2 separate regions of the Homo sapiens genome follow, and region 2 is linked to region 1. A link is a loop called in an ENCODE intact Hi-C map of the cell type or tissue named here. Cell type or tissue: mammary epithelial cell. All regions are shown on one strand.

What was found. A loop is a pair of places that touch in the nucleus more often than their neighbours do. Peaks named below come from ENCODE experiments on the same cell type or tissue, not always from the same donor. Only the 100,000 strongest peaks of a DNase experiment are listed, where the experiment ranks them.
Region 2: a loop joins it to region 1, with 3 times the contacts of the local background. A loop is called at or near these places in 1 of 110 quality-filtered maps.

Annotation. Positions count from the first base shown.
Region 1 is chr16:17,834,646-17,839,645 of GRCh38, reverse strand. No RefSeq gene overlaps it. Among named protein-coding and RNA genes, the nearest start is that of XYLT1, 370 kb to the right of the region's middle. RefSeq lists an enhancer at 1,899-3,098. In mammary epithelial cell, no CTCF peak of the experiment used is centred here; a DNase peak (open chromatin) is centred at 2,445.
Region 2 is chr16:17,554,130-17,559,129 of GRCh38, reverse strand. No RefSeq gene overlaps it. Among named protein-coding and RNA genes, the nearest start is that of XYLT1, 86 kb to the right of the region's middle. In mammary epithelial cell, CTCF peaks have their summits at 2,365 (motif pointing left) and 3,602; DNase peaks (open chromatin) are centred at 2,309, 2,669 and 3,779; H3K27ac peaks cover 416 bases.

The DNA of each region.
Region 1 (5,000 bases):
CTACACCAGTAGCGTGATTCCTGGCAGTATATTAGGATTGTCCGATGAGCTTTTAAAATATACCGGTGTCCAGACTGCGCTTCCAGAGTGCCTGATTCAATTGGTCCAGGGTGAGGTCCTGGCACTGGATTTTTAAAAATTGCTCCCTGGTGAGTCTCCTGCGCAGCCAGAGTTGGCAGCCAGCACTGGCTTTGCGTAGCAAACAGCAGGGTCTATGATAAAGCCCGCCTGACTGTGCCATCCCCGGCTTAGAAACCAAGACTGCTTCTGGGTGCCTTCAGCGTGGAGTGCAAGGTCCCTAGTGACCTGACACTAGCTGGCCTCTGGAGCCCCATTGCTCCTCTTCCTTCTCATGCTTTGTATAGTCCAGCAGAATGGCTGCTTGTCTTTCTTGAGGACAGCCTGCTTGTTCACACCTCATGCCTTTGCACACTGCTGCTTTGCACCTGCAATGCCCTTTCTCCCTGAAACCGCACGCAAGTGGTGTTTAATTTTTCAAAACCTGCTTTAGATTTTGCTTCTTCTAAGTCCCTCCTGAGTTCCATCTCTCCTCTGTGCTCTTATAGTTTTGTTGCATATCGGCCACAGGTTATTGTAATTGACTCAAATTTGTACGAGTTTTCTTGTTAAACCTTGAACGCCTTGAAAGCCAGGGCTACATCTTATTGATCCCTATGACCCCAGCACTAAACACTGTGCTAGGTACACAGCAAAGGCTCTATAAATGCATATGATTATGTCCCAAATGGCGGTCCCAGAAGATGTGCTCATTCCTTTGCCCTCAAGTCATAGTCCCTTTAAAGTTTCCAAAATATAGTTCCATAAAGATGCGTGGAGGCAGACAGTCCACGAAAAGTGAAATTGAATTACAGTATTGTTGTGAAATGAAAAAAAAAAAAAAAAAGGCACGTAGCCCTGGATTGAAATCCTGCGTCTACTACTTACTAGCTGTGTGGCCTCAGACAAGTTACTGAACATCTCTGAGCCAGAGTTTCCTCATCTGTAAAACTGACAATCATATCTAATTTATAGGACGGGAATAAAGATTAAAAGACAGAATGTTAGCAATGTACCTACCAAGAAGTCACATCATAGAATGGGCAAGTGCTTAATAAAAGATAAATCAGGGTCCCTTATCCTTACTTCGTTGCCCAGTTTGTTTGTTTTCTTTTTGAGGCAGAGTCTCACTTTGTTGCCCAGGCTGGAGTGCAGTGGCGTGATCTTGGCTCACGCAACCTCTGCCTCCCGGGTTCAGGAGATTCTCCTGCCTCAGCCTCCCAAGTAGCTGGGATTACAGGTGCCCAGCAGTATGCCTGGCTAATTTTTATATTTTTAGTAGAGATGGGGTTTCACCATGTTGGTCAGGCTGGTCTCGAACTCCTGACCTCAAGTGATCTGCTCACTTTGGCCTTCCAAAGTGCTGGGATTACAGGCATGAGCCACTGTGCCTGGCCTCGTTGCCTGGTTTTAATCTTCTTGGAAAAATCAGTGATTAAGAAACTACCCCTAAATAGCAATCATCATCATAGGCAATAACAGTTAAGCATCTTATTATCTTCTTGCCATTTTGCATAGGACTTTGTGTGCGTGATGCTACTGAATTCCCAGGGCAGCCCCATGAGGTTGGCACTACTTTTATACCCATTTTATGACTGAAAAAACAGAGGCTTTGAAAAACCCTAGAGGCAAAAAGGGAAAGATGGGCATCTAAACCAGGTGGGCAAATCTCTTTCTGGAGCTCATTACACTGCCTGTCCCACCCATCTCATTCTATCAGCTACCTTTCTTCTGGGGCTTTGTTGGATTGTGTTTAGGTAACAAAGAATAATAATAGAAGGGCCACCTGACTGGTTGTCAATATGAAATGAATCAATTGTTCTTTGTATTTTGTCTTCCCTCCTCCAGCCAAACCTTGAGAACAAGTCTGGAAACATTTTGCATGTACTGGCAAACAGGATGGTGAATTGACAACACTTCTTGTTAGTAATTAGGGCATGGTAATGTGCTCCTTTGGTAATTAGTGCATTAAGGTAGCATAGATTGTATCGCTTACAGTGATTGAAAGGTATGGCAAGCTCAGAACATTATTAACATTTGAAGCTGGAAGCTGCTGGGAGGTAGTGTAGTGTGGACACTACGAGGGCTGGAGGGGAGTCGGAGGCCCTGGGTTCTTGGCCTGGCTGTGCCACTTATGTGCTGTGTGAGCTTGGACAAGTCACTTGGCCTCTCTGGACTTCAGTTTCTTTGGGGGTAAAATAAAGAGATCCGATTCTGGTGTGTGAAGGGAAGAGAAGGAAGAAAACAGGAGATGCTATCAGTAAAGACCTTGGCTAAAAAAAGAGATGAAGCTGATTCATCCTTGCTTCCACCCCTGGGAACACAAGGACTCCCCAGTGGGTGATGCGTTTAATCAGGGTAATCTAGGCTGTGCTGTAAGAACAGACTAACCCAGAAATGTTAGTGGTTTAGCATGACAAAGGCTTACGTATCACTCACGCAAATTCCAAAGCTGGTTAGGCAACTCTATAGGACCGTCTTTTAGGTGATGACTCAGAAATGTAAGCTGCTTTGATCACATGGCTTCCAGGTTGCTGCCACAACAAAAGGGACTGTTGGAGGGTCTTGCAGTGGCTCATGAACGCATTAGCCAGAAGTGACACGGAAGACTTCTACTCACAATTGATTGGGCGGTACTAGTCACACGGCCCCACCCAACCTTGAAAAGAGCTGGGAAATGTGGGGAAGGTACAACTCTACCAGGGAAAGAGAGAAAGTGAGCACTTACTAAGAGCTTCCTATATACTCGCAATTGATTGGATGGTACCAGTCACACAGCCCTACTCACCTTGAAAGGAGCTGGCAAATGTGGGGAAGCTACATCTCTACCAGGGAAAGAGAGAAAATGAGCACTTACTAAGAGCTTATATGTTCCATTTGTTCTTCACTATCTCTTCTATCATTCTTATTTTCCACATAAAGACATCGAGTCTCAAGAGCTTAAGTGTAAGTGCAGAAATTTATACTCTTAGGAATTTGCTGACCTGGAGTTCTAGCCCAAGTTGCTGATCTCAAAGCCCAAGCCCTTTGTACCTTTGCACAATGTTTAAATGTAGTTATAGGGCCCTCCTAGCCTGGATGATCCTGGGACTGCCCTCTTCTTTGAAACTCTGTACCTCTCATGTCCTTAAATGAAATCCCTTGCTAGAACACAAAACAAAACAAACTCAATTTCCTTGGTGGATTCATATATTCAGTATACTGTATTATGGAGGTTTTGTTGATTCAAATATTTTCTAATTGATGTGAAATACTGCCTTATGAAAATTCTTTGTGCTGTCCTGTAAGATTAGGGGAGAAAAAAGAAAGCCACAGAGCCTGGATGTCTTAATCTCATAGCAGCACACAATGGGTTAAAACTCAGGGCAGAGGAAGAGTTTGTGATTTTTCCCGGTCACAGAGAGATGAGAAATAAAATAGGGTGCTCTGGATCCCTGTCCTTTCGTCTGTTTCTCCTGGGATGGGCAGTGGTATCCAAGGTGCTAAAGAAAAAATTTCAAGGAGTGAAAGATGTCACAGAAGACTAAATGCCATGGACAGCTGTGGAGATGAAGGGACCCATTGAATGTGGCAACACAGTGGCTATCGGTGACTTTTGCCAGAGCCACTTCAGTGCAGTTGTGCAAACAAAGACCTGATTTAAGGATGCAGAAAGAAGAGGTAAGGAAGTAGATAGAGATGGTGGGTGTAGCATATGCTTTTAAGAGACTTGGCAGCGATAAGAAACAGGAACCATGGCAGGATCCTGAAGAAGAACAAGTAAGTGCTTAATTAAATTTGTTGATTGAGTGCTTTTTTTGGCTTAGCCAGTTTAGTTCTTAGTTACTTCCTGTCCATTAGTTTGATTGCTACTTAGGGAACAGGAATAGGTTTTGTTATTGGCTATTTTAAGTGGTAATTTATGAAGGTCAATCTACTGAAAAAAAGCCCATATGTATCATAGAGTCCGCTGGGGATTATTTGGAAGTTACTCACTGTTTTGGATGATGCAGGACACTGCCTTGAACCATTAACACAGATAATTAAATGCTGGCTCTAACAGATGAGAATTCCATTCTTTTGTTAATCATTAGAGTGTGTGGTTGTAAGCATGCACTATGAACCCCAGTGGTGCAGCATACTAGCCTGTAACCTTGGACACATTGCCTAGCCTCCTCTGTGCCTCAGTTTACTCATCGGTTACCTTGGGGACAATCATAGAACATGCTGCAAAGGAGTATTGGCAGAATTGGGTGAGTTCATGCGTATGAAAGGACTAGAAGGGTACCTTGCACACAGTAGGTGCTCAATGAAATGGTGATTGTGTAAATATTTGTTGAATGCCTACTGTGAACCAACATGGTTGGTGGCATTGGGGATGTAAGTGTAAACAAGATAAATGTGATCCTTGCCTTCAAAGCTTTCAGACTAGTGATGTTACAGAGAAGTAAACAGGCAATTCCAATATACTGTGACATGTGTGAAGATGGAGAAAGTACACAGTGCCATGGAGCATATGAGGGGTACCTAAGATAGATTTGCAGAGGTGCAGAGAAGACTCCGTCACAGAGGCTGTATCCAAGGTAGGTGTGATGAATCGAGAGATGCTGCTTTGGACCAGGGAAGAAAGGAGGAGCTTACATCCACTCTCGTCCCTCTCCAGCTCATCTCCCACACCATCAGAGGGATCTTTTAAAAATGTAATTTGAGCCTCCTTAGAGTCTTAATAGCCTCCCATGGCATTTGCCATAAATGTGAACATTCTTAGCACAGTCTTTAGGATTCTGCATCAGGCTTCTCCTTTCTTGGGTCTTTTCTCTCACTAGCTCTTATGTGCTCTGGGAAATTCTAACCATTTTTATTTTTGAAATGAGTCGTGTTGCTTCCCTCCCCACCCTCTTGTCTAAGTTCATCTCTACCCATTCTTTATATTTCAGAGCACTGGTACATCCTAAATGGCCTTC
Region 2 (5,000 bases), 280 kb after region 1:
AGCCCTCAGGGAATGGTGGGTCATAGATGCTGGGGCCACTGGGGGAGACTCAGGAGACTGAGCAGGAAAATAATCCCTTACAAGAAAAGAGAAAGAAAGGAAAGCCCACTTTTGCAGAAAGTAACTATCTTCAGCTGAGGATTCTCTACTTCTCACCCTGATTACTGAAACCTGCATGAAGGTAAATTTCAATCCCACCTTCCACTTATCTCTCTTCCACCTTGAAAATCCAGCTCTTTCTGACAGCTGGCAGATGCAAATATCAGACACCCCTCTGCCTCCATGGATTCGTCTGGAAAGTTCTCTGTCACTGCCGCAAGGCCACTCAGAGCTGACTCAGTTTCCCTCCTGCAGTATCTTTTTCATTTTCTCTGACCATGAGTGTAATATTTTTCAGGTCCTATTTGCTGTTTGTTTGTTGTTCTTTTCCTTGCCCCAAGCCCATTCGCTTGTTCCTGGTTGGTGGAGGGAAAGCCAGTCTTTCTGACAGCGGGGTAGAACTAAATAGATCACAATCCATAATGCGACCCTACAGTAAATAGTTGTATTGCTCCGAGCGATGGTGATATGGTTTGGCTCTGTCCCCACCCAAATCTCATTTCAACTTGTAACCCCCACGAGTCAAGAGGGGGACTGGTAATCCCCACATGTCAAGAGAAGGAGGTGACTGGATCACGGGGGCAATCTCCCACATGCCGTTCTCATAATAGTGAGTGAGGTCTCATGAGATCTGATGGTTTTATAAGAGTTTGGAAGTTAGTCCTTTGTGCTTCTTCCTCTCTCTCCAGCCGCCTTGTGAAGAAAGTGCCTGCTTCCTCTTCTGCCATGATTGTAAGTTTCCTGAGGCCTCCGAACCATGCAGAACTGAGTCAGTTAAACCTCTTTCCTTTATAAATGACCCAGTCTCAGAGAAGTTCTTTATAGCAGTGTGAAAACGGACTAACACAGATGGCATCTCTCAGAATGAGTTATAATGTTGGCTGAGGTATTCACAGGGCATATTGGTGTACTGAGCTCCTGCTCTGCAAGTTGTAGTCCACAGGGAGCATTCAGAGCCAAAATACGGTATTTTGCAAAGTTCAATAAGAGATACTTGTGCAGAGTTCTGACGAAAGATTCTTTCTAAGGCTTGCATGGGGCAGGGAGCTTTGAAGATGATAATAATTGCAATAACAGTGAAAGCTACCATTTACTGAGCTCTTGCTGTATGCCAGCACTGTGCTAAGAAGTTGATGTACATAGCTCATTTAACCCTTACAGTGGGTCTCTGAGATGCAGGTACTGTTATTCTGGTTTCAAAAATGAGAAAATTGAGACTCAGAGAGGCTAAGTTATTCCACCCCCAAAGTTTCCAATTCAGTATTTTTCTTGCGGCGGGGGTAGGGCAGGAGACATCTGAAAATGTGCAGTTCTAGCAAGCTTCCTGACGAAGCTGCTGGTGTCGGGGTGCTTTTGAGAACCGCATCTCAGGGTGCTTTTGAGAACCACATCCCAGGGTGCTTTTGAGAACCACAGAGTTACTAAGCGACTGTTTGAGGCTGGTGTTTCACCTGTTCACCTATGTTGAACCTCATCGCAGCCTAGCCAGCTAAGCTTCATTACCCTCATTTAAAATCTGAGGTCCAGGCTGGGCGCGGTGGTTCACGCCTGTAATCCCAGCACTTTGGGAGGCCGAGGTGGGTGGATCAACTAAGGTCAGGAGTTTGAGACCAGTCTGGCCAACATGGTGAAACCCCATCTCTACTAAAAATACAAAAATTAGCCAAGTGTAGTGTCAGGCACATGTAATCTCAGCTACTCCGGGAGGCTGAGGCACGAGAATCACTTGAACCCGGAGGTGGAGGTTGCAGTGAGCCGAGATCATGCCATTGCACTCCAACCTGGGCAACAGAGTGAGACTCTGTCTCAAAAAACTAAAATAATAAAATCTGAGATCCAGAGGAGGGAAACAGGTTCTCAGAAACACAGGTATGTCTGGCTTCGCATCTACTCTGTATAATAAACTGCAGCCACCTTCTGAACAAAAAAGCTTTCATGAACCCAGGGACACGGAGGGCTTCAAAAATGAATTTATAGAGAGGATTCTTGGACATGGCTTTTAAAACTAGTGGGTTAAATAGAGAATCCTGGTTGAGGTTGGCCTGTTCCTCTTGGCTGTCCCAGGGTTATTGCAAGAGCATGAGTCAAGCCTTAGAGTCATTTCTGATGCTTCACATTCCGGTCTGGTATTTTTCCAGGTACAGCTAGAGAGGAAGGTCTTGGACACTTACTTCTACCTGTGTACTTATGGTCTATGGCTCCATGTGCCCCAGGACATGAAATGATAACCCTGTCCCTTTCCTAGCACTGTAAATGGCCCTCTGGTGGACTGAAAGAGTTAATGCAGTTCCCAAAAGCTTTAACGTGGGAAGCACAGAGATTTAGAACAGCCTCTGCGCGTCGAGAACATCTCAGTCCTGGCTGTGTGTGCATTGGAATCACCTGAAGCAGGTGAAAAACACCGATGGCCAGCCTGAATGCCAGAGCTTCTTATGCACTTGGACCGGGAAAATCTAGCCTCCTAAGCATCCTTTATTAAAAAGCATTCCAGGTGAATTCTAAGATTGGCCAGGGGTGATCTGAGAACTGAGGAAGGATGAATCAGAAACTCCTAGAGAGCTTGTGAAAACACAAATTTCAGAGCTCCTCCCTGCAATTCTGATTCACTGGTCTGGGGGATCCAGAGAATGAGCATTTCTAGCAAATTCCCAGGTGATGCTGATGCTGCTGTCTGTGACCACACAAGGATGCTCATTCAAGTCACTTCAAAGAACCAAACTTGGGCCTCTCCAAGTCATGCAGCCAGGGACTGGCACATCCAGGAGGGGAACTCAGGTCTTTTCACTTTGACCTGATTTGCTTTGCTGCTCAGTGTAGAATCTCCTTTTTTTTTTTTTTTTTTTTTTTTTTTTTTTTTTGAGATGGAGTTTCGCTCTTCATTGTCCAGGCTGGAGTGCTATTGCACTATCTATCTCAGCTCACCGCAACCTCCGCCTCCCGGGTTCAAGCGATTCTCCTGCCTCAGCCTCCCAAGTAACTGGGATTACAGGCATGTGCCACCATGCCTGGCTAATTTTTTGTATTTTTTTTTAGCAGAGACGGGGTTTCACCATGTTGGCTGGACTGGTCTCGAACTCCTGACCTTCGGTGATCCTTCCACCTCAGCCTCCCAAAGTGCAGGATTACAGGCATCAGCCACCGCTCCTGGCCCCAGAATCCACATTCTTCTGTTCCGCAGACATTAATTAAAGACCAAATAATCACTTGGGGCTATTCTAGGTGCTTAGAGAATTGGGATGAGAAAGACAGACACATTTCCTGTCCCCTCAGCTTATGGTTTAGTGTAGTGGTCTCAACCAGGAGCAATTTCATATCTGCCCATACCCAGGGACACTAGGCCATGTCTGGAGACATTTTTGATAGTCACAACTAGGGGTTGAGGAGGGCTGCTGCCATCATCTAGTGCGTAGAGGCCAGGGGTGGTGCTGAACATCACAGAGTGCACAGGATGGCCCCCCACAACCAAGAATAATCTGGCCCCAAATGTCGATAGATCAGTAGTGCTGAGGCTGAGAAACCCTGGTGGTGGCGATAAGACACACACAAATATGTAATTACAATCCACAGGGGGAGATGTCTATGATGGAGGAAGTTGAGGATGCTCTTGGCTCCAGAGGAAGGCTATGGCATCTGGAAGGATTCCAGGCAGAGGTCACGTCTAAGCTAAATACCAAAAGATGAGTCAAATAAGAAAGCAAAGAATTAGAGACAGAAAGAGTAATCCTGACAACGGAAACCACATATGCAAAGAGGAAAAAAAAAAGCACCTTTGAAGAGTAGTGCTGGCTGGGGGCAGTGGCTCAGGCCTGTAATCCCAGCATTTTGGGAGGCTGGGGCGGACAGATCACCTGAGGTCAGGAGTTCGAGACCAGCCTGGCCAACATGGCAAAACCCTGTCTCTACTAAAAAACAAAAATTAGCCAACCATGGTGGTGGGTGCCTGTAATCCCAGCTACTTGGGAGGCTGAGGCAGGAGAATCACTTGAACTCAGGAGGTGGAGGTTGCAGTGAGCCGAGATCATACCATTGCACTCCATCCTGGGTGACAAGAGTGAAACTCCGTCTCCAAAAAACAAAACAAACAAACAAAAAGTAGTACAAACGACCAATCTCTGCCAGGCACACGGGCTTGCACCAACCACCATCTCAGCACCATGCAGTCATTAATGCATCTATGGTCACAGCTACATTACAGGGCAAGTACTTCTATGATTCCCATGTTATCGATGTGGCCACTGAGGCCCAAAGAGGTCACATGACTTGCCCCAGGTCACACAGCTGATGAATGGTGGAGCTAGAGTTAGAAGCAGGCACCCTGGCTGCTAGAGTCCATAGCCTCTATCATGCTGCTCCATGCAGATCATAATTCAGTGTAGTGGGAACATGAAGGAAAGGGAGTTGCGGGTGGATGGAGGAATTTGGGGCCAGAGAAGTAGGTGAGGGACCGGCAGACAGGGCCATGCCAGCCACCTAAGTGGCTTAGGCATATCTTAATGGCAGTGGGAAGTCATTGAAGGACTTAGCTGAGAAAGGGACGGAATTTAGATATTTGGAAAATAGCAGAGGTCAAGGAAGAGCTCAGATTATGAGTGAATCCAGGTCGAGAAGCCTTTAAAATTCATTATCCTCAAGGAAACATGGGTTGGTTCCCTTTGTATTCCAGGGAAAGGTGTGAGATTCTAGGTTTCTTAAAAAATCTCCCTGGACATCCCTCCAGCCTCTCTCCCAGCAAGAGTCAGCAGGTCACCCATCAGCTGGGGACAAAATTAGAACAAAGTAGGAAAAAGTGGGCATCATCGCTGCATTTCAGAGGGAGTCTTCTCTGTGGCCAGCCCCTGAGTATTATTTAGCCAGCTCGGTATAGTTAGCTTTAAAATAACAGAATTGTTTAGTAGCAGAAA